2 separate regions of the Mus musculus genome follow, and region 1 is linked to region 2. Evidence: chromatin loops called from intact Hi-C (ENCODE). Cell type or tissue: left cerebral cortex. All regions are shown on one strand. Links, peaks and the distances in the headings refer to the core of each region. The heading gives the core; the rest is flanking DNA. Region 1 overlaps Rab40b (Rab40B, member RAS oncogene family). Region 2 holds the start of Fn3krp (fructosamine 3 kinase related protein).

Region 1 (11,585 bases), core at 3,320-5,819, 51 kb before region 2:
TACTCAGAAGACAACCTCTCCTTCTGCTTTGTGGGTCCCAGGGACCAAAGTCAGGGCAGTATACACAGTGGCAAGGGCATTTACGTGCTGTCCCATCTCACTAGTCTCTTCAAGCTTTTATTTTATTTGCTTTGGTCTTTGTTGTTTGAGACAGGGTTTCTCTGTGAGGCTTGGCAGTCCTGAAACTTACTCTGTGGACCAGGCTTGCCTCTAACTCAGAGATCCACTTGCATCTGTCTCCCTAATGCTGGGATTAAAGGAATGTACCACTAAGCCTACATCAAGCTTTTATTTTAATAAATATGCCTTTTTTCTAAGATAAAAGATGAAAAAATGTTTTTGAACATGTGTAGGTATATATGTGTGTGCACATGTGTGTGCGTTTTCTGGGGATGGACAAATGCTAGGTAAAAGCTCTACCAAAGGGCTGCATCCCAGATTCCCCCAAGCTTTTGTTTTGGTATACTTTTTGAGACAAGGTCTCATGTAGTCTAGGCTGGCCTCAAATCAACTATTTAGCTAAAGAAGACCTTCTTCTTGCTTCCCACCTTCCATGTATTGGGATGACAGGTATGTACTATCATGTCTAGCCTCCAAAAGCTGTCTTTAAAAACAAAAAAATATATCCTCCTTCATCCCCTCAGAAATCATTTTTCTGCTTCTAAAAAACAAAACAAACAAGAAAATCCAAACACCTAGTAGGGCTGGAGATTAAGGGCACTGACTGCTCTTCTAGAAAGGACCCAGGGCCCAGAAACTGAGGTCAGTAAAGACACCAGCAGGGCCACACCCTTTGTATCACAAATGCCACCAAGTTTGTAACCTGCTCCACCATTTGGCTTTTTTTTTTTTAAAGACAGGGTCTCACTGTGTAACCTTGGTTAGCCTAGAACTTGCTCTATAAACCAGGCTGGGCACAAACTCACAGATAGCCTCCTTCATCCTAGTACTTTGTTTTTGTACTGCATTTCTAGTGCTAAGATTGAAGGACACCCAGCCTGAGAATTAGATCATGTATGGGTCAGGCATACAACGTCACCATGCTTCTTTGTCACCATCATCAACACTAAAGGACTAGCCTCAGTGCAGTCCCCTGGAGACATCTAGAGGTCTGGGTTTCAACTCTAGGTCCCCAGCCCCAGGAGTAGTGTTGCAGCTCCGAGTGCCCAGTGCAAGGCACAGGAAGGCAGGCAGGAGCCATTGGATGAGCCAGTAGCTCCTCCCCAGGTTGGCAGTGGAGCCGATGCCCTGGGAGCTGAGATCTATGCACTCTGGCTCTAGGTGAACAGAGCTGAAGTCTTCCTGAACCCACCCATCAGTTACCCCACAAAGCCTTTCCCCAGTGTCGAGGACACATCCCCTACCCCAGCCTCGTGCGACACACTCCCTAACCGAGGCCCCAGCCCATCGGTTCTCTAACAGACCATATCTTAGTAAGGTTCTGAGTCCCCATTTGTCTCCTGTTAAAGTGACATTCTGTCCACAGGAGAGGCTCCATCATGCCAGTGGACAGGCAAATCAGTGGGAAAATGAAATACTGCCCCTTAGAGAGGAATAACTGCTGTTCTTTTTAAGAAACTCAGAGTCAGGAGCACAGTACCTCCTATCCCATTAGTGAGAACACAGAAAGATGCTGGCATGTCTGTGGTTTGGATGTTCCCTGACCTGGGCCTGTCTCACCTCGACACCCCTCCCCCACTTCTCTCTCTACCTGTGTGTTCTTTTGCCTCTCTTGCTCAGTGTTCCTTGCCTTTGTCTCTTTCCTAGCCTGGAGGATGGCAGGGAATTTTCAGCATCAGAACTGACTTCACTCACACTCGAATGGATACGGCTCTTATTGACTGCCCGGGAGGCTTCCTCATGGAACCACAGGAGAGAATTCCCTCTCCTGGGTCCCAGAGGAGCCCAATCTGTCATCGCAGCACAGTAGCCTCCTCACAGACCTTCAAATCTACGGAGTTTGATAGCACAGGACTATCAAACACAGATGTTCTGCGGTGATCAGCACAGAGGCACACAGCATGGCATGCATACAATAAACAGAATATGTGAGGTTAACTTTGAAAACCTTGCTTCCCTCTGGATTGCTAAAGACTTTTCATTCTCTCCATGAGGCAATGAATAAACACATTTGCACATCTGTTTTGAATGTGGAAGCAATAATTCTGACCTCAGCATGTCAATCTCTAGACGGGCAGAGTACCAAGCCTGCACAGGCTGGAGGCCATTTCATTTTGTTTTCTGAGGAGGTTAACTCCTGCCTAGGCAGGCTGGCTCTTCCAGCCTCTAAACATCCCGTTTCTCAGTCATCCTTACAATCCTGTTTGACCCATAAGTGGCTAAGTGCACATATGATGGAGGTCCCATGAGATTACTTCTCCTGGAAACATTGTAGCCGTCTTTGAGTGGGTATGCCGTATGATGCTCCCACAATGAAAACTGGCTAGCGCTGCATTCTTTAGAATGTGTCAGGATTACTAAACTACACTATCCTGTACTATAACAAACATAACAGAATGGAATGAAGTTTTAAGTACTTACAAGTTTAAAATTATATATGAGGGGCTGGTGAGATGGCTCAGTGGGTAAGAGCACCCGACTGCTCTTCCGAAGGTCCGAAGTTCAAATCCCAGCAACCACATGGTGGCTCACAACCACCCGTAATGAGATCTGATACCCTCTTCTGGTGTGTCTGAAGACAGCTACAGTGTACTTACATATAGTAAATAAATAAATAAATAAATCTTTAAAAAAAAATAAAATTATATATGAGAAGACAGTGTGTTTTGTCCCACACATGTGCTATAGCCTGTGTGGAGGCCAGAGGAAAAAAAAAGCAAACTTGCAGAAAACCATTCTTTCCTTCTACCATGTGGGACCTAGAAAAGAACTCAGGTTATCAAGCTTTACCCACTGAGCGATCTCACTGGCCTACCTATGATTCCCCACCCCACCCCAGCCCCATCCTCACTTATAAATTTTGTAAAACAAAGAACTAGGGGCTGGAGAGATGACTCAGTGGTTAAGAGCACTGACTGCTCTTCCAAAGGTCCTGAGTTCAAATCCCAGCAACCACATGGTGGCTCACAACCATCTGTAATGAGATCTGATGCCAGCTTCCAGAGTGTCTGAAGACAGCTGCAGTGTACTTACATATAATAAATAAATAAATAAATAAATAAATAAATAAATAAATAAATCTTTAAAGACAAACAAACAAAAACAAAGAACTAGATTTGTCTTTTGTTTTCATCAAAGTTGTGGGTCTCTGGTTTCAAGTTTTAATTCAGTCTGAGACCCCGTAGAAGCACAGCAGGCCATCCTACCATACCCTACCCATGTCCCACTCTCCCCACCAGTAGCCATTATTTTGCCTTTTTTTTTTTTTTTTTTTTGCTTTTTGAGGTAGGATCTCAGGTAGTCCAGGTTAGCTTTGAACCTGATATGTACCTTAGCTTGCCTTGAACATCTGATCTTCTTGCCTCTCAATTGTTGAAGTTATAGATGTTTCTCATCATACCCATAAAATTGTTTTGGTTTTTTGTTCATTCATTTTTTTCAGACAGAGTCTTAGGGTGTTTCCCAGGCTAGCTTCAAATTTATGGTAACTGCTGCCTCTGCTTCCTGTGACTATAAGCATGTGCTATCATGCCTGCCCACATTTTTAATCTTTATGAGTGCCTGCTTGCCCACAGAGACCAGAAAAGGATGTAGACGGTTGAGAGCAGCCTAACATGGGTGTAGGAACTGAACATGGATTCTTTAGAAGTCTCCTGAAAGAACACCAAGTATTCTTAGCCATGTTGTCTCTTCAGCCCCAAACCTTTGTCTGACCGAGAGTTAAATAATGCCTCTGGATCAGTGAGATGGCTCACTGGGCGAGCGCAAGCCACACATGCCCTGAGTTTAATACCTGCATGGATAAGACATTATCTATATAGTGTGTGTGTGTGTGTTTATGTGTGTGTGTGTGTTTGTGTATGTGTGTGTGTTTGTGTATGTGTGTGTGTTTGTGTATGTGTGTATATATGTGTGTGTGTGTTTGTGTATGTGTGTGTATATGTGTATGTTTGTGTATGTGTGTGTGTATATGTGTGTGTGTATGTGTTTGTGTATGTGTGTATATATGTGTGTGTGTGTGTGTGTATGTGTGTATGTACGTGTGGGGGGGGGCGCCTGGTCAGAGGAGCTATGGTATTGGAGCTCTTTAGGATTTCCTTGGTTCTTCCTTGAGAAGGATGTGTGAAAGGTGGATTGGGGAATGTCCTTAGTTTGTCTTTTTTTTTTTTTCTGAGACAGGGTTGCTCTGTGTAGCCCTGTCTGTCCTGGAACTCACTCTGTAGACCAGGCTGGCCTTGAACTCAGAAATCCACCTGCCTCTGCCTCCCAAGTGCTGGGATTAAAGGCGTGCGCCACCACCGCCCGACTGCATTCTGGGTATTTCTTTTTAATTTTTTTACTTTATGTGTATGTGTGTTTTGCCTGTGCACCACACACATGCAGTACCCATGAAGGCCAGAAGAGGGCATTAGATCCTCTGAACCCAGGTTCTCTGGAAAAGCAGCCAGTTTTCATAATCGCCCCAGAAACATTCTGTTTTTGAATCATTGTTTTTTGAGACAGGGTCTGATGTTGCCCTGGCTAAACTCAAACTCAAAATGTCGTCAAGGGTAATCTTCAACTCCCAATCCTCCTGCCTCTGTCTCCCCAGTGCTGGGATTACAGACTTCTGTCATGCTTGAATTGAGCTTTCTTGAACTGGGTATATATCTGTTTTCCCCTTCTGGAATATCATCAATAAGATGTTAAGTACCGTGAACTTGTCCCACAATATTCTTTTCTTATTTTTCGTTTCTTTTCATCCCCTCTTTCATTCTCAGTCTCTTTCAAAATGTTGTATCATCTATCTTTCCTTTGAGATAGTTTTCATTCCAGTTACTATTGTTTTCAGTTTCCAGTACCTGTCTTGATTTTTACTGAATCGGTCCTTTCTGAGGTTCTGCTCTGGCATGGGCCGGTCATCTTGCAAACAATGTTGGACACAAGAGAAAAGCCAGAAACCTAAGAGTTCTGGGGAATGGCCAAACAGAGGGACAGACTACTACAGGTCTATGTGCCACCATCACTGACAACATCCACCCACTTTAGAGGTCCTGGACCAGCTTCTTCCTAACGAGGGACACGGGAAACATGAGAAGCAGCGCAACACACAGGCTTGAGCATAGAGCTGTCTAGAAAATCCTGGTAGCCCTGGGATCCAGCCACTCCTGGAATAAGACCTGACCTGATTGACAGATACATGGTGTAGGAATATCTTTTTCTGATTAAGCTTCTTTAGAGTTAGCCTTTCTGTTTACCAAAAATGTTCAGGGCACAATGCCTGGAAGGAGGAAAGGAAACAGGAGGATATGGGGAGAGAAAGAAGGGGAGGAGCATGGAAAGGAGGGCATGGGAGGAAACTCCTAAGCTGGGAAAGCCACCAAAGATACACTCGATTCCTTACATAAAGTCCACTGACCTACATCTGTCCTATAAGGGAAAATATACAAGAATTTAGAAGAAAATTCATCTATGGGGCCGGCAGATGGCTCAGCATTTCCGAGTGCCTGTTATAACTCTGGCTCTAGGATATCCAACAATCTCTTTGTTTCTGTTTCTTTGTTTGCTTGTTTGCTTGTTTTGTGGTTTTGTTTTGAGACTGGGTAGTTCTGGATGGCATAGAACTTGCAGACCAGGTTGGCCTTGGACTCACAAAGAATCACCTGCCCCTGACTCCTGAGTGCTGTGATTAAAGGTGTGTGCCACCACACTTAGCCTCTGACACCCTCTTCTGGTTTCTGTGGGCACCCACACTTGTGTACATATCCACACACATACACATAAATAAAATTTAAAAAGAAAATCTAGAACAACAACAAAAACCATTTAACTCAGACTTCCATTATTAGGGTGTTGTCTGAACGACCTGCTCCCAAATGACCAGTTCTCCAAGGGCAGGAAAGAGCAGGCCTGACCCCAGCGCTCTGAGGACTGTGTGGCTTTCCCAGCATCTGTGCTCTGGTGAGGAGAGCCTTGTCCTATGGACACTTTACTTCCTTTAAGGCCATGAGAGATTTGGTCTTTCTTCAGAGTTACGTTATCGCCACTCTCAATGCTGTTTCCCCCACTCTCTCCGTAGCCCTATAAGTGAGGATTTAGGACAGGGCTAGGTAGTGCTTTCTCAGACTATTGTGGTTACTTGTAACAAAAACACCATAATGTTGCTTCAAAACAATAACTCTGGAGAAGGGACAGGGTGACTCAAGCACCAGGAGACTCAGGTCTGGAAAGTGTGGCCTCCTGGCTCCCAATGACGCTGTCTCTCAGCCCAGTAGGTGAGGGAGCTTTTCAGGCTCTGCTTGTAATTCATCAGCAAGACTCCACTCCTATCACCTAACCTCCCCACATCCTACAACCATCATGATTTTAACATATACATTTGGAGAAGGGACACACTCAGTTTGCCACATGCAGGATTGGGAGACAGAGCTTTCACCCCCACTTCTACTGCATAGAGTAGCGGCTCAAGCCAGGCGATCAGTAAGCATAACCCTCCAGGGTTTGTAGATCCTGCTGTACTTCCACGATGATCAAGACACTAATGTACCCAGACCCTGACACCAGCAGCTTCTTCACCTTCTCCTGGGTCCAGTTTTCCTGGCCGGAAGTAAAGATACACCTACCACAACTCAAAGGTCCTTGTCTGGGGTGGGTACAGCCATGTCTTTCCAGTGCCTTGGATCCCACCTAATAGAGGTGGCCTTTGGTGGTCTCCATATGCCACCCATGTGCAATCATGTCTCTTCCTAGGGGCATCCATTATCCCTTGTGCTCTGTTTGGCTCTCCCTCATCATCTCTGTGGGCTTGTCACCACACCCTTGGCTCTGAAGCACTTAAAAGTGAATGCCAGCTAACTTTTTCTCTGACTAGGAAGTGCTATGAAAGGCAAAGTCACTAGGATGAATCACAACTTTTATTTTGGACATAGAAGATGCCCTTTTAATGTTTACATCACCAGTTTTGGCACCTGTGCCTTCTTGCATGCTTTTTAGCCTGTATGTGACCTATTTTCTTTAAAAAAAAAAAAAAAGAAAGAAAAGAAAAGGAAAAGAAAAAAGGAGAAAAATTAACATAGTTAGGTCTTTGAACTAACACCTGAAGTGAAGTGGACTCTGCATTTGGCATCAGCCTTGGTTAACAGACCTAACTCTTTTGAGTTGATCACAATGAGAGTTTTACAAAAAAGAGCTCAAACCAGTAACTGTTGCCATCCCAAACTAACTGGAAGGCAAAAGGCCCTTAACCAAGGCCAGGGAGGGAAGCCCTGGTACCAAATGGGGGCTGCTCAGGTGCTACTATTTGGATCAAGTTAGCCTATTCTGGCACTTTCCTGATACTCCATCACGCTGTAGACCTGTGTCCTGTGGGACCAATGGGACTTGGCCTAGGAACATTCTACCAGCACTCCACAGCCCTGTACCCAGGGCCTCACCCACATGCAGGGAAGAGGCAGAGGAAACCCAGGCTTCAAGTGTTCACCTTCTCCTGCCCAATCACGCATCACCTGAGTCAATCATACAGGTATTCCAGACTTCTAGGGTTAGAGGCCTGGCTCCTAAGGGAGCCTGAAACCCTTTTGCATAGGACACATCTGCCTCTTTCAGGATCCCTGATGCTTTGATGAATCCTTTGCCTTGCTGTGGCGCTATGCCTGCTAGGACCTGGCACCTGACCAGGGTCTCCCCCAGCACCTCCTCAGAGTATGGATGTCAGGCCCTGGGAGAAGCTACCAGTCCTCTGTTATGTCTGTCTGTCTGTCTGTCTCTCTCTCATTAAAGATAAATATCTAATATAGCCATATGACCACATAGCACACAGACAAAGAAGCCAAAGGCTCACACAGCTAGATTTAAGCTCACCTACACAAGAATCTTCCATAAACTTAGTTTCTGATGTATTTTGCTTTATTCTCTCCAGTTTTTTTCTTGGTATCAGCTCCTCATTTGTTGTCTTACCATTTCTTTTCCTTTGTTACCATTTGATCCTTGAGACACTATTTCTGACACTGATGCTGTTGGCGGTACCACACACACACACACACACACAAATAACTCAAATGTGCTGAACGTGACTAATGTACCCACCTATCACAACGTGATGACTCAGTGGGTAAAGATGCTTGCCAGCTGTACTCGATCCTGGGACACCATTGGTGGGAGGAAAGAACCAACTCCTGCAAGTTTTCGTCTTATCTCCACAGGTGTGACATGGTGACAAGGCACACAAGAACGTGTGTGTGTGTGTGTGTGTGTGTGTGTATGTGTGTGTGTGTATACATATATAATAAATAATGAAAAATAATGTGATTAAAGTACCAGGGAGCTTCTAAAACAGAGTCTGTCAGAGTGTTCACTCAATGAGTCAGAATACAGGGTTACTAAGAGAAAGATAATGTTAACCTTAAAAGAAACCCCCCCAACACACACATACACACCAGACTATTCTCTAACACACTTAGATGAATAAGTGATATAGTAATCTATTTCAACTCCTCTGCCAGCTGCTTCCTTCTGTTTCTGGACGTGAGCTGCCAGGAATGTGACCCTTCATACAAGAAGATCACTTTTGGTGAAAATATTGATTAAATGTAATTTATAACATGTTTATTTCTGAGCACCTGACTTTTTTTTTTAATGGTTTTTGGAGACAGGGTTTCTCTGTATAGCCCCAGTTTTCTTGGAATTCGATCTGTAAACCAAACTGGTCTCAAACTTACAGAGACCCGCCTACCTCTGCCTCCTATAACCAAGTACTGGGATTAAAGGCATGCCTTGTTGGAACCTAGCTCAGAGGATGTAAAGGAGGCTCCGGTGGTTGTGACTACACTCAGCCCAAGGACAGCAAGTCACTGTCAGGAAGGCCTGAACAGGGAGCCACCTTCCCCATTAACCTAGAAGATGCTGGGATCTGACTTTAGAGAATTATGATGTCAGGACACTGAAATTCAAAAAGATCCTGGACAGGGACTGGACAGGAAGGGCAGGTGACTGCCAGTATAAGGGCCTGTCTCTGTCTTGCCTTTACCCTTGCAGATAACTAGAAAACATGAAGGAACTGGGCTCCCATAGAGCACACAGGGGCAGTTGTCCTGGTGTTTGTGAGCTACTGACCCTAATGGGCCTTAGCTGTGTGATCCAGAGAACAAACATGACCGTGAGACCCAGGGAGGCACACCATCTCAGGAGAAGATTTCTACCAGGTACAGAGCACCTCCTTCTCTCGTATTCTGCTGGCCTTAGGGTACACTAGTTCAGTGCACATCCAGAGTCTCTGTGCTGAGATGGACATCTTGAAGGAAGAAAGATTTGTTTTGTCCCACAGTGTCAGAAGCTTCAGGCCACAGTCAGCTGACTCCTGTGCTTTGGCTCTGCAGTGAGATGATAAACAGAGCTGCTGGCCTCAAGACACCAGAGAAGCAGAGAAGACAAGGGTCCCAGGAGAATGTGTGTCTCCAAGGACATGTCCCCATGTACCTACCTTCTTCAACAAGGCCCCAAAGTTTCTACCACCTCCTAATCATGCCATCAAGTTATGAACCCATCAAGGAGTTAATCAATCCGTTGATGAGGTCCGACCCTTCATAATCCAGTGACCTCCCCAAAGCCCACCAGCAGGCAAGCAAGTCTTTCTCACATGATCTTTATAGGACATTTCACAACTAAACCCTAACAAGGATTTGAGCTCAGTCTTGTCCAGCATCTTAGTTAGGGAGGAACCCACTCCTAGAGCTGGGTGCTCATGAGGACCTGCATGGCCTCTAGCCCTGGCTTTCCTCTATGCTCTACCACAACCAGGAACACACTCTCTAGACAGGGTAAAATGCTTCTTTATAACCATTTTGCCACTAGGCCCTGAGCTCCCACATCAAGTAGAAACTTCATTTCCACTGACTGTCATCTCCTCGGGGATAGGCTCTGAGGCTTGGCTGTGTGGGGGACCAGACTGCAAGGCTCCCTCCCCGCTTACTCCGGCTCCTTGCATGTTTCCACTAGTGTCTACCAAGTAAGCAGAGCCGAGCAGGCACGGGAGCAGGGGAGAGTCCTGCAGCTGCTTCCAGCCACACAGCCGTCTTCTGGAAGTGAACATACAATGAATGTGGATATCAATATGGTGGTGCGCATCTGTAACCACAGCAATTGTGAGACTGAAGCAGAAGGATTGTGAGCTGGGGATTAGACACTGGTCTGTACAGTGAGACAATGCTACATCCCACAGACCAACCACGGGGCCGCCTAGACATTTCCTTGGATTTTCACCCCATTACCTCTCTATATGATATCCCTGCCACAAAGTAATATTATAGGAGATGCATTTTTAATATTACTTGTAAGAAACTGATACAACTTGTAGTTCTAAAATATACTTTCTTTTGTTTCATTATTTTCGAGACAAGGTTTCTCCGCTTAGCCCTGGCTGTCCTGGAACTCACTCTGTAGACCAGGCTGGCCTCCAACTCAGAGCCTGCCTCAGACTCCCAGGTGCTGGGATTAAAGGTGTGTGACAACTCTGCTCAGTTAAAAATATACTTTCTTATAGTTTGGTTAATATTCTTCAATTTTTCAAGGCAACAGTAACTTTATAATGCGATTAAAATATGTGTTTATATGTATACATGTGGGTATATCTATATATATTTTATTTTTTAAAGATTTATGTCTTTATACAGCTTATGTATGAGGTCTTTGTCTGCATGTATACTTGGCCACCAGCAGTGTACATCAGCTCCTGTTGTAGATGGTTGGAAGCCACCATGTGGATGTTGGGAATTGAACTCAGGACTTCTAGAAGAGCAGAACACCCAGTGTTTTTAATTGGTAAGCCACCTCTCCAGCTCCTCTCTATATAATCTGAATTTCTTCTAATGTGGTGAAGAATGGTGAATGGATAATGTCAATTATTAGAAAGAAAAGGCCATTAGAGATAGTAGGTAAAAATTACTATCATATGGGGCTGGAGAAATAGCTCAATGCTTAAGAGCCTTGGCTGCTCCTGTGGAGGACTTGGGTCCAGCTCCCAGAACCCAAGTGGTGGCTAAAATATGACTGTAACTCTAGTTCAAAAGGCTTCACACCCACTTCTAATCTACATGGTCACTGGATACGCATAGTGGAGGCAAAACACCCATTCCCATAAAATAAATATAAATAAATCTTTTTTAAAAAGTTATTTGCACATCTATCTTCCTCCTTTGCGATTTAGAAAATGTTACTGGAGAGACTGGATAAAGGAGATGAAAAGAGATGACTGTGGCAAAGCCCCTGTGTCACCTGCAAGCTTGTTGGCTGGGGTACCCTGGTCACCATACAACCAGGAGAACCTAGCAGGAGCACTCCAGTGGTGAGGGCCCTAAGCATGATGCTTACTCTGGGGAGATCCTGGGAGAAGAAGACCCCTTGATAAGGTTCTAGTCAACAGAGACCACCATGGGCAAGGAGTCCTAGTATTAAGCTGCAAGAAGAGATCTTTTGGGGATCCAGGTTCTCAG
Region 2 (11,585 bases), core at 4,578-7,077:
GATGTCATGTTGAAATTCGAGGCTATTATGGAATGTACTCCACGACCTGTTGTTAAGGCAGTGGCAAACACACTGCATTGGCTCTGTTCCCACCGCTCCACGCCCTGACTAGCTTCCTGTCCCATTCCAGTCCTTTTCAGTTTGTCTTCCTTCCAATTTCTGGATGCCCACTTACATCGTTACAAACACTTGTTCTGTTCTTCAAGTCTTTTAGCCTCAATTTTCCTTTCAGTTTCTCCATGCCACAGTACCAGTAACTTTTCTGGCCTCTTATTTAGTGATTCTCTCCTCTTCTGTGTTTAATTTACATATAGATCTATTAAGATTCCACGCTGAGCTGGGTGGTGGTGGAGAGGCAGAGACAGGACTATCTCTGAGTTTGAGGATAGCCTGGTCTACAGAATGAGTTCCAGGACAGTTATCCAGAGAAACCCTGTTTCCAAAAACCACGCCCAAACAAAAACAAAACACCAAAGAAAAAGCAAACAAACAAAACCAAGCTCACCCCACCCCCCACCCCTCACCCCTGAAGCCACAGATCTCACTCTGAAGCTGTGCATAGTGGGTATAGTATCTTTTCTAGTGTGAGCTGCCACTAGAATTGGGAATTGAACCTGGATTCTCTGATAGGCCCACAGCAAGTACTCTTAATCGCAATCTCTTAAGCTCCTGATTTTTCCTTTTTTAACATTAAAGGAATAACTGTCTTGTTATGCACGTAGTAATGCCAGCACCTGTCATTATCTGTGACCTCCTGTTGCTTCTTTGGTGTGTTAGTTGACTAGGGGTGCCATTCTACTGCCAGGTTCTAACAACAGAAAGTTAATCTTCACACATCTTGAGAGTGACTGTCTGAGATCAGAGAGACAGAAGAGTTAGGTTGCCAAGGGATCTCATGTTTCTGGTCTGTAGAGAACTGCCTGCCTGCTATGTCTGGCCATGGCTTTTTCTGGAGTCTCTATTTATGGAGTCACTTGGTAATCCTCTTGGATTATGGTCCCACCCCATGAGCTCATTTAATATTAATTACATCCTTTAAGTCACTGTCCCCAAGTTCGTTATGCTGGGATTGGTGACTCTATCTGTGAATTCTGAGGGAACATAAAGCATTCAGTCTACAGCTCTTGGGCAAGGCAGTCTTGTGAAAATGGTTTTTCAACCCTCGTGTGACATTTAAGAATGAACTTTGTGGGGGCTGGAGAGATGGCTCAGTGGTTAAGAACACTGCTTTTCCGAAGGAACTGAGTTCAAATCCTAGCAACCACATGGTGGCTCACAACCATATGTAATGAGATCTGATGCCCTCCTCTGGTGTGTCTGAAGACAGCTACAGTGTATTTACATATAATAATAAATAAATCTTTAAAAAAAGAACACAGTAAAAACAAACAAAAAAAGAATGCACTTTGAGGCATGGTGGAGAAATGGCTCAGTGATTAAGAGCACTGACTGCAGGGCTGGTGAGATGGCTCAGCAAGTAAGGGCACTAACTGCTCTCCCGAAGGGTCCTGAGTTCAAATCCCAGCAATCACATTGTGGCTCACAACCACCCATAATGAGATCTGATGCCCTCTTCTGGTGTGTCTGAAGTCAGCTACAGTGAACTTATGTATAATAATAAATAAATCTTTAAAAAAAAAAAAAAAAGCACTGGCTGCTCTTCTAGAGGACCCAGGTTCATTTCCTATCACCCTCATGGAGGCTAACAACTGTCTGTAACTCCAGTTCCAGAAGAGCCTAACACCTTCTGGCCTTTGTGAGCTCCAGCCATGCACATGGTATATAGACACACATGCAGATAAGACACCCATACACATAAAATTAAAAAACAAAAAACAAAAAACAATTGGGTTGGCTTAAGCTGGCCTTTGTGTTGGCTTAAGCTGGCCTTCATTTTACTGCAACCCCCCTGTTTCAGGTCTTAAACACTGAGACTAAAGGAATGGATTTACTGTGTGCAGTCACCCCATCACTTTTGACTTCGTTGTCCTTGAGTTATGTAAAGGATTTCCATGAGATCTAGTGTTTCCTTCTCTCAGAACACTAATTGCCTAAAATTAAAAGTAAAACTTGTGATTTAAAAAAATAATTAAGTAATATGAGTTTGTGTTGCAAATCTAACCAAGGGCAGATAATAATGACTTCTACCAACGCCATCACCATTTTATTCAAGGACAAAGCTTCACAGGTGCTGGGTTCAGGATGGCATTTCACCTTCTTGAAGCTCAGGTAGCCTTTCAGTGTCCTAGATTTATTGGAAAGTTGTTCTTCCACTACATGGTCACCTTGAACCCATCTGGTCCCATACTGTTACTTAGATCTATGGTTACTAAAAATAAAATACAACAAAACCTAGATTTAAACTCTTAAAATCATTTTATTAGTATGAATGATTTGCCTACATATATGTGAACTACGATCGTGCCTGATGCCTCCACAAGCCAAGTGTTAAATCCCTTGGAAGTAGAGTTACAGACAGTTGTTTGTAGGTGAGTTGTCACGTACGTGCTAGGAGTAAAACCAGGTCTTCTGGAACAACAGCCAAGTGCTCTTAACTGCTGAGCCATCTCTCCAACTCCCTAAAACCAGCTCTTGTCCCCATGGCAAGAACAGTTTTTGAATTTTTACTTTTTACTCTGGGCTTCTATCACCCAGATACTAAGCCTACATTCCTCTCTGTCCTGTCAGCTTTTTGGTGGGATGTGTTTTTAACGATTTCAACCAGCATTTATTTCTAGATGTTCTCAGCAGAAGGTGAGGTTAAACAATCTGCATGCTTTCTTCAGTTGCTTTTATTCCTTTAAGCTTTCAAGCTTTCATTCATTCGCTCATTTTAGCACATTCTTATTGAATGTCCACTTTCTGTTGTGCTATTCGCTGGGAAACATCAGGGAACATGGTGGTCAACTGTGTCCCACTTGATTGGACACAGGTATTTGGGGTCTTGGGGTTTTATTGCTGTGAAGAGACACTATGACCGAGGCAACTCTTACATATTATTACATTATTATTTAGTTGTGGCTGGCTTGCAGTTTCAGAGGTTTAGTCCTTTATCATGATAGTGGGAAGCATGGCAGCATGTAGGCAGACAAGGTGTTGGAGAAGCTCAGAGTAGTACATCTTGATCCAAAGGCTGCCAGGAGGAGACTGAAATCCCACACTGGGTGGGGCTTGTGCATAGAGACCTCACACACAGTGACACACCTCCTCCAACAAGGCCACATCTCCTAATAGTGTCACTGCCCAAGCATTTAAACACATGAGTCTATGGGGGCCAAACCTACTCAAGCCACCACAATTGGTTAAGCATTTTTCTGTTAGGGGCTATCATCTATCATCCCAGGACTTGGTAGGCTGAGGCAGGATTTCCCTGACTCTGAGGCTAGCCTGGGCTATATAGTGAAACCTTATCTCAATTTTAATCTTCCCTATTGCATCCCAGTCCATAATCAAAACACAAAAAAATTATGTATGTTTGTATCCTGTTAATATTTAAGCCAATGGGTCTGGAGTAGGCACATTTCCCTCCACAGTGTAGGCCAGCTAGAGGTCTCAACAGAACAAATCAACCATCCACGAGAAGGAATTTTGTGGGAGGAGGACCGTGACTCAGACAACATCTCTTTATCTCCAGCCTGCCAGCAGATCCTACTGATTCCAGATTTGCAGTTTCTTAAGTCTCTTTATACATGCATCCTGCTGGGTTTTTTCCTCTGAGCAAGACAGATTTTTAACCTGTGTTGGAACTGAACACAGTTCTGGCTGAGACACAAGCTAATCTGTTAATCTCATATAATACAAAACTCCTGTATTGGAAGCAGCATGCCCCTCCAGTTTAGGACTTACACACTTAAACAGTCTGAGTCCTGCACTGCAGATCATTGTCACAGACCTGGAAGCTCGGACAGACTGAGAGGACAGCTGAGCTGAGTGCTGGAGGGTGAGCATCCAGGGTATAAGTTATAACTTTGCTCCTGCAGGGGAACGTTTCTCCAGCAAAAATGTTGTAGCTCTGCTCCAGTGGGGGAAAATTTCCTCAAGACAAGTGTTACAGCTCTGCTCCACAAAATCACACTGCACAACAAACCTCATACGAGATATTTATTGGGAGGGAAAACCCAGGAGGGTGGCTGCCTCTGCTTGGATGAGAAGCAGCAGGGAGCAGAGCAGAACACAGGCTTTGTGAGGGGTTTCTTGGGGTGAAGGTGGGGAGCTTTCCAGATTGTCCTGGAGATTGGTGAAATTTTTGTGGCCTAAACTTGGGGCAAGTTTAGAGATTGGCGTGATTTCATGTTCAGGGATTGGTGTTTCTGTTTCTTGGCCCTGGATTTGGCTTGGAGTCAAGTCAGGGTCAAGGTGTTTTTCCCTTTGTCTCTGGTCCTTTTACTCTACGTTTGGGACAGGGAGGGCTGGAGAGGGTCTTTATAACCATTACAGCTAGCAGAATAAGGATAGACAGGCAGAGGCAAGAAGTCAGTTCTGGGTTTTGTTTTGTTTTGTTTTGTTTGTTTGTTTTTGAGACAGGGTTTCTCTGTGTAGCCCTGGTGTCCTGGAACTCACTCTGTAGACCAGGCTGGCTTTGAACTCAGAAATCCACCTGCCTCTGTCTCCCAAGTGCTGGGATTAAAGGCAAGTGTCACCACTGCCCGGTAGTGGCAGTTCTGTTTAATAAGACTAGGTGACTGGCGTTGGTTCAAACTTCAAGTCTGACCCAGTGTAGTTTATTTAGGCATATTTTAGTCGCAGCACAATTTAGTGAAAAATTTCCTGGTGATCAACTCAATCTTGTGTGCAAAATAAAACTTAAGGTGTGAGTATGTTGAAACTCTTTGTGACGTACATGTGACATTGTGAAAGCCAAAGTTATGTTTTAAGTTTTAATTACTATGCCTAAGCGATCCATGAAAAAAAAAAATGCATCTGACCTGTAAGCTCCTTGCCCAAGGACAGATACTTCTTGAAATGCTAAAGGCTATTATTTATGGAAAATAACAAGTCACGAGTTTTCACTTCTTTAAACAAGTTTATTTGGCCCATCTATACCAGATCTGCTTGCTCACACGTGGAAGGGAGGTATATGAGTAGGAAATACGTCAGAATGTATGCTTGCCACTGATTGGACCTGACTGGAAATGCGCTGAATTGTGTTTTTTGCTTTTTTAAGCCCCTGCAAAATCTGACTGGGGCCATTTCCCTGGGAACCTGGGCAAGGATCTGACCAAAGTACATCCACGTGGGCAGTACTTAAAGTATTAAAGCTTACATGAAATTTAATTTAATTTATGTGGTCTTATTCTTGACCAGTGGGATCAACATCTTAAAGATCGGTTCTGTAGATTGACAAACTCATGAGAAGGGTTTGGGAGAGGATCCCGTGTGGTCCAGCACACAGATTAGTACAAAGGTCCTGGGCAACTACATCTGCTCACAGGCTATGCATCCTTTCCTTCGAAGGAACAACTCTGCGTTACATTCCTGGTTCTACTAGTGCTTAACTTGTAGGCACAAGGACCTCCATACCTCCCACAGGAGGGCAGGCCTCCTGGCCAGGGAAATGGTCTCGCGGCCAGCACATCCCTGAGAAAGGATGCGTCATCCTCTGCAAAACCCTAAGGGCTCAGCTTCACCTCGCTGGCGGTTTCAGACAGAACCCGGAGCGGAGGGAGCAACCTCCGTCCTTCTACACAGCTGTCTGGGAATTGTTTTAAACAGGTTTGAATTGAGAGAGTTCAGCACACCAGAGCGGGGAGGCTGGGCGCTCCACCCACTTACCACCCGGCTCCTGCGCTCCAGCAGCCAGAGAAAACTTGGCAGCGGTCTCTCTGCCTCTCAACCAATCCTAACCAGTCAGGCCACGCCCCTCCCAAAGGTTTCCCCGCCCCTTCCTTCTTGTCACCCAATCCCGTCACTGGTCTGTGTCTACCCCGCCCCGCCCCTGTACCCGCTTCTGCTCCAGGCCTGAACTGGGTCGGCTGGGGAACTGCTCTCATGGAGACCCTGCTTAAGCGGGAGCTGGGCTGCAGCTCGGTCAAAGCTACGGGTCACTCGGGAGGCGGGTGCATTAGCCAGGGCCAGAGTTATGACACGGACAAAGGACGAGTGTTTGTGAAAGTGAACTCCAAGGCAGAGGTAGGGCCACCGGCGCTGGGTGAGGGTCGGGCTCGTTGACCCGAGGCTAAAATGGGGCGGTGGTTTGGGTCCGGGGTGTGTGAGATCCTGAGCTGACCCGGGTTGGGTAGCGCTAGAGACTCAGTCTTCAGCGACAGTCTCTGCCCGCTGTCCACAGCCCGGCGATTTCCCTTTGGCCTCCGGCTTCCCTGCCCTTGCCCGCTGTGCCCGCTAAGGCAACGGTGGCTATGCAGGTGCAGCGCGTGGTATTCAGAGATTGCTATGCCCGCTTCTTTGAGAAAGCCTTCACGTCTGGCTGGTTAGTTTTGAGAAACGCCAGAGTACTCGTGTTTATCTGGAGCTTATTTCAAAACTCAGATCAAAGATCTTAAAGGATCAAAATAACACACTCATCCCACCACGTTCTGTTTGAGAGTGAACTTTTTCTGAAGCGCCCAATGGAAGATAGGGTGAGAGCCCCAAGGCTTCAGTTGTGTTCCTGGTTGCTGCTGTCCCTTTGTCATTTTAAGCTGTTCACTCCAGGTTTTGTTTGGAAGGGACGTGGATGGCTTCTGTAGAACTTGGCAAAGTTTTTTTAAAGACGAAACTGAAGGTGTTTATCTTCTTGTTAAGCCCTACACACCCTCCACGTTAGAGTTGGTTTCTGTCACTAAGGCTGACTTCCAAACTCAACCCTTTTGTTTCTGTCTCTTGGAGTGCTGGGATTGCAGGTTCTAGCCACGAGCCTAGCTTTTTGCATTTGTGGTCATTTTTCTTTCAAGAAAGGAACCTGCCTCTCCCATGTGTGTTAACCTTTGGAATACCCTTATTTTCTCAGGACTTGCCTCAACCCCTGTCTTCAGCCATCAGTTTGCCCTCAGCCACAGTCTTCGTGGTCTCCTGCATGTTCTACAGCTGGGCCTCTCTGTTCTGGTTTTGCTTGTTTTTATATAGTAGCCTTTCTCTACAGCCCTCAGTATTTCCACTTTGATTTGTTTTTTCTTTGTGATGACAGGTTGAACCCAGAGCCATGCACATCCTAAGCAAGTATGATACATACCACTGAGCTGCATCTTCAAACTAGTGGTGTGTGTGTGTGTGTTTTCTGTTGTTTGGAGTTGAGTTCAGGCTCTTTTCTCTCTTTTTCTTTTTCTTGTCTTTTTTCTTTTTGGTTATTGTTTAATTTCTTGAAACAGGATCTCACTACGTAGCCCAGAATGGCCTTGAACTGACAGAGATGTGCCTACTTCCTTCGAGTTTACATTCTCTCTCGCAGGAAGTGGGGTTTGCTTGTTTTGAGGCAGTTTCCATCTGTATGTAGCCCAGGCTAGTCTGGAACTTACTATGGAATCCTCAGCCTCTCAAGTGGTAGGATTCCATATGTTAGCCAGCATGAACTGCCGAGTTCTTTTTTAAAAGATTTATTTATTTATTCAGTTTTAAAGACAATACGTATGTGTGTATATGTGGTGTAGGATGTGTGTGTGGTGCCCGTGGAGACCAGAGACATCAGAGCCTCCTGAAGTGGGAATCACAGGTGGTTATGACCTACCTGATGTGGGGGGTAGGAATTGAACTCGGAACCTCTGCAAGAGCAGTATGCACTTTTAACCACTAAACCATATCCAGCCCCACTGCTGGGTTATCTCCCATTCAAAGTCTATTTTCAATTTTTCAGTCTTCCTTTTCCATTTGGCCTTTTTTCTTGCTTGCGCTGGGATACATAGCATGAATTGTGCTGGAATACTGTCCATAAGATGAACATCTGCCAATTGTAATTATAACTTTGTGTTAGAAACATGACTCTTCCTTGCTCTACTTTCTCTGAGGTAAGAGAGACTCTAAGACTACCCGACTTCTCTTTTATGTGCTTTCTTATGCCTCGCTAGAATCTACCTGGTTGACTTTTCTTATTAGACTTTTTAAACTTATGTAATTGATTTTATCTCATTTTTAAGTTGTTTCCAGATTTTTTTTCTCACAATGGTCCAACTGAAGCTTAATTTTCCCATAGGTCTATTTATGAGTAGCTACTTTCTTAGCTGGAATCTTCCAACCACATAAACAGTAAACTACTACTGTGAAGGAGCAGTTCTTCTTGATGGCTACACAGTTCCTTTTAAAACATTTCTTTTTCTCGTGCTGCCATTAATGTAGTCTCTTTCACCAGCACCTTGGGCAAAAGTCCAGCTTCTCCTTCATATTCTAAAGAGATTGCTGTGAAAGTTCTGTCAGGACATAGTTCCTATCTTCCTTCTCAGAAACTTTGGTTTTCTTAGTGAGTAGTTGCAACATTTGTAGCATGTTTAGAATGGGCTGTTAGCTGCTACCTCAGAAATGTAGGTTCTCCCATTCTATAGGTGAGCAAACTGAAGCAAAGAAAGCTTAAGTAACTTGCCTGAGGTCACAGTGGTAGCAACTAGGAGTGTACCTAGAATTGCCCTGGCAGAGCTATTCAGTAGGAAGGGTGATTACATTTTGGTATGTTCACCCTGTGAAATAGTATATACGATGAAGGTATAACAAATACACCAGACCCAAGAGCCCATGTGACTGAGTGTAAAATGGTCACATAGCACTCAGAGGACTGAGGCAGGAGGATTGTGAGTTTGAGGCCAGCATGGACTACATAGCAAAACCCTGTTACATTAAAAACAACAATAAAACAAAACAACAAAAGCTAGGGACACAAAAAGTATGACCAAGCAGGCAGAGCAGCTCTGTGATGGTGGAAGCCAGGGTAGAGACAGGCGTCTCTGGGGCAAGTAATGGCTGGTCTCTTTTTTAGGTATGTCTCAAGGCAGGGTTTCTCTGTGTATCCCAGGCTGGTCTGGAATTTACTCTTGTAGACCAGGCTGACCTCAAACTAAGAATTGCCTGCCTCTGCCTGCCAAGTGCTTGGGACTAAAGGTGTACGCCATCACCACTCAGGGGTATCTGGACTCAGTCTCATGATGGTGATGCTTCAAGAGTGATTGATTGGTGCACATGGGAGGCAGAGGCAGGCAGAGCTCTATGTATTCTAGGCCAGTCTGATCTTCATAGCAGTTTCAAGACAGCCAAATTTATGTAGAGACCCTGTCTCAAAAAACAAAAACCAACCAACCAAGCAAACAAACAAACAAATGCAGTCCCACACTGCAAAATACAAGCTTGCTTGTGCCCATGTGACTTCAGCATTTATGGCCTGTTCCTCGGTCGAGTACCCTGAAAGACCTGTCCATTTCTGTCGAGTCCTCTGGCTAGCATAAATGTGGTTTGAAATTATAAGGCCAGAAGTAATCATGTCTGCATGGTCTCTCTCTGGTGACCTTGGTCTCCTTCTCCATTGTTTTACTGACAGGCTAGAAGAATGTTTGAGGGTGAGATGGCAAGCTTAACTGCCATTCTGAAGACGGGTACAGTCAAGGTACCTAAGCCCATCAAGGTTGTCGATGCCCCAGGAGGTGGGAGCATGCTCGTGATGGAGCATTTGGACATGCGGTATCTGAGCAGGTCTGTGCTGACTCCGTCCCTTCTGCTTAAAAGCAGAGGCTTTATTTCTTCCTCCACATGGGTCTTTTATTTTGGAATCTTGTATTGGGGTGGGGGCAAGATTTTGAGGTGTGGTGTAAAGTGTCCGTCACTGCACTTATGATGACTCTGTATTATGAATGTCATGCACTCTCTGCCAGATAAAAGCCAGAGAGAGGGCGTTCTCAGAGTGAAATGATCACAGAAAGACTCAGCTGCAAAGTCTAAAAGACTAGGGAAGGTGGTCAAATGGTGGGAACCTCTGTTTCAAAAACAAATTGAATCCTCCTCCTCCTCCTCCTCCCTAGGATTCCTGTTGTGTGCCACCACCCCCAATTCCCCCCCCCTTATGTCAGTAGAATGAACTTCATGCTCCATGTTTGACTTATGTGTCTTGAGACCTTTCAGATGGATCTGCTATCTGTGTGTCATTGTTCAGTTCCTGCATTTTGATTTTAGTCATGCCACCAAGCTTGGGACCCAGCTTGCAGATCTACACCTTGAGAACAAGAGGCTTGGAGAGAGGCTGCTAAAGGAGGCTGGCACTGTGGGTAAGGGGCTGTGTGAGCCCTAAGGGCCCCTGTCTGGAAGAGGGTTCAGAGATGGGGTAATGCTTTTGCTCATGCTGATGCCAAAGCAGTTGTGGTCATCCCAAGGCTGCACATTTGCAGTGCAGTGAGCACCATGGGTATGATTGGTACAGTGCATCCTAGACACACTGAAAAAACAGGAAATATTGATGGGCCTGAAGTCACATAATTTAATTGTTTTATGTGTTACTCTCCAGAAGGGAGTCTAATCACAATTGTTTTGGCTTTCAGTACAAAGTGACTCTTTTAAACATGCTGCCTCCTCTCCCATGTGCACAGCATTCTCGAGGCTCAGAATGCCAGCCCTAATGCCAGCCATCTAGAGCACAGTGTGGTGTTAGCAGGCTGACAGTTGATAATCCCTATGAACCTCATGTGCTGACTCTGTTAGGCAGAATAGCTGATAGTCAGAAAGCTGGTAACCCAGAATCTCCTGTGTATAGTTCTGCTGAAAGGTCCCGGTAGCCTGTCCATCCTGTGATAATATGCTGGCCGTACCATCAGCTTATCTTGTCCTGTGAGGATTAGCTCATAGGCTCTGTCAAAGTGCTTTAAGCCCTATTGCTTCCAGATTGCATGGAATTCCTATGGTTGGGATTTTCTTAATTTGGGGGAGACACGTGAAGTTGGGACCATTTCAAAGCATAACAAGCTTATTTTTGACACTGTTATGAGTCCCTCCATCCCAGTGCATCCTCTGCAACTTGGTTCTGCTTCTAGAATAGCTAGTGTCTTGGTTATTGAGTCTGCTAAAGCAGGCACTGTTCTGGGTGATGGGGGGGTGTCTTGCTTATTTATGGGTGCAAGCATTAGGGGGTAAGGGCATATTGATTGCAAAACAACAACCCTGAGCTGCAAGAGCGGACCCGAGGGTCTCCTAGAGCAAGGGGACAAGCTAGTCACTTTTCTTTGTTTCTTTTTTTTTTTTGTGGAAGGGAAAGGAGGTGAACAGGCAGAGCGGCAGTATGTGGACCAGTTTGGGTTTGATGTAGTGACATGCTGTGGATACCTCCCCCAGGTGAGTGGCACAGAGCTCACTTCCACGTCACAGTCAGACTGGCTGTTGAGACACAGTGGGGAAACTACCCTACTCCTTTTCTGTAAGGTTTTGTAAGTCTTTAAACTCTTTTTTCCCTGATAATTTTTAAGAAGTTGACATGAAGTAAATAAACTTAATGTTGGATTAAGATGAAAAATCAGACAGAAGAAACAGCAAGTTAGGATGCTGGTCTTCAAGGAGGGGTTAAAATCTGGGGTAATGCTGTGGCCTATGGTGATGCCAAAGCAGTTGTGGTCATCCTAAGACTGCACATTTGCAGTGCAGTGAGCACCATGGGTATGGTTGGTACAGTGTGTCCTAGACACACTGAAAAA

What was found. Peaks named below come from ENCODE experiments on the same cell type or tissue, not always from the same donor. Only the 100,000 strongest peaks of a DNase experiment are listed, where the experiment ranks them.
Region 1: a loop joins it to region 2, with 2.8 times the contacts of the local background. A loop is called at or near these places in 10 of 42 quality-filtered maps.

The regions. Positions count from the first base shown.
Region 1 is chr11:121,365,317-121,376,901 of GRCm38, forward strand. The region is part of intron 1 of Rab40b (Rab40B, member RAS oncogene family); the gene reads right to left. Among named protein-coding and RNA genes, the nearest start is that of Mir7236, 16 kb to the right of the region's middle. In left cerebral cortex, for the core only: a CTCF peak has its summit at 4,519 (motif pointing right); DNase peaks (open chromatin) are centred at 4,506 and 5,495; H3K27ac peaks cover 740 bases.
Region 2 is chr11:121,415,475-121,427,059 of GRCm38, forward strand. Fn3krp (fructosamine 3 kinase related protein) reads left to right here and starts at 5,899. Exons shown (of 6, transcript NM_181420.3): 1 at 5,899-6,129; 2 at 9,452-9,603; 3 at 10,081-10,172; 4 at 11,147-11,229. The coding sequence starts at 5,989. In left cerebral cortex, for the core only: a CTCF peak has its summit at 5,561; DNase peaks (open chromatin) are centred at 5,169 and 5,847; H3K4me3 peaks cover 1,873 bases; H3K27ac peaks cover 1,260 bases.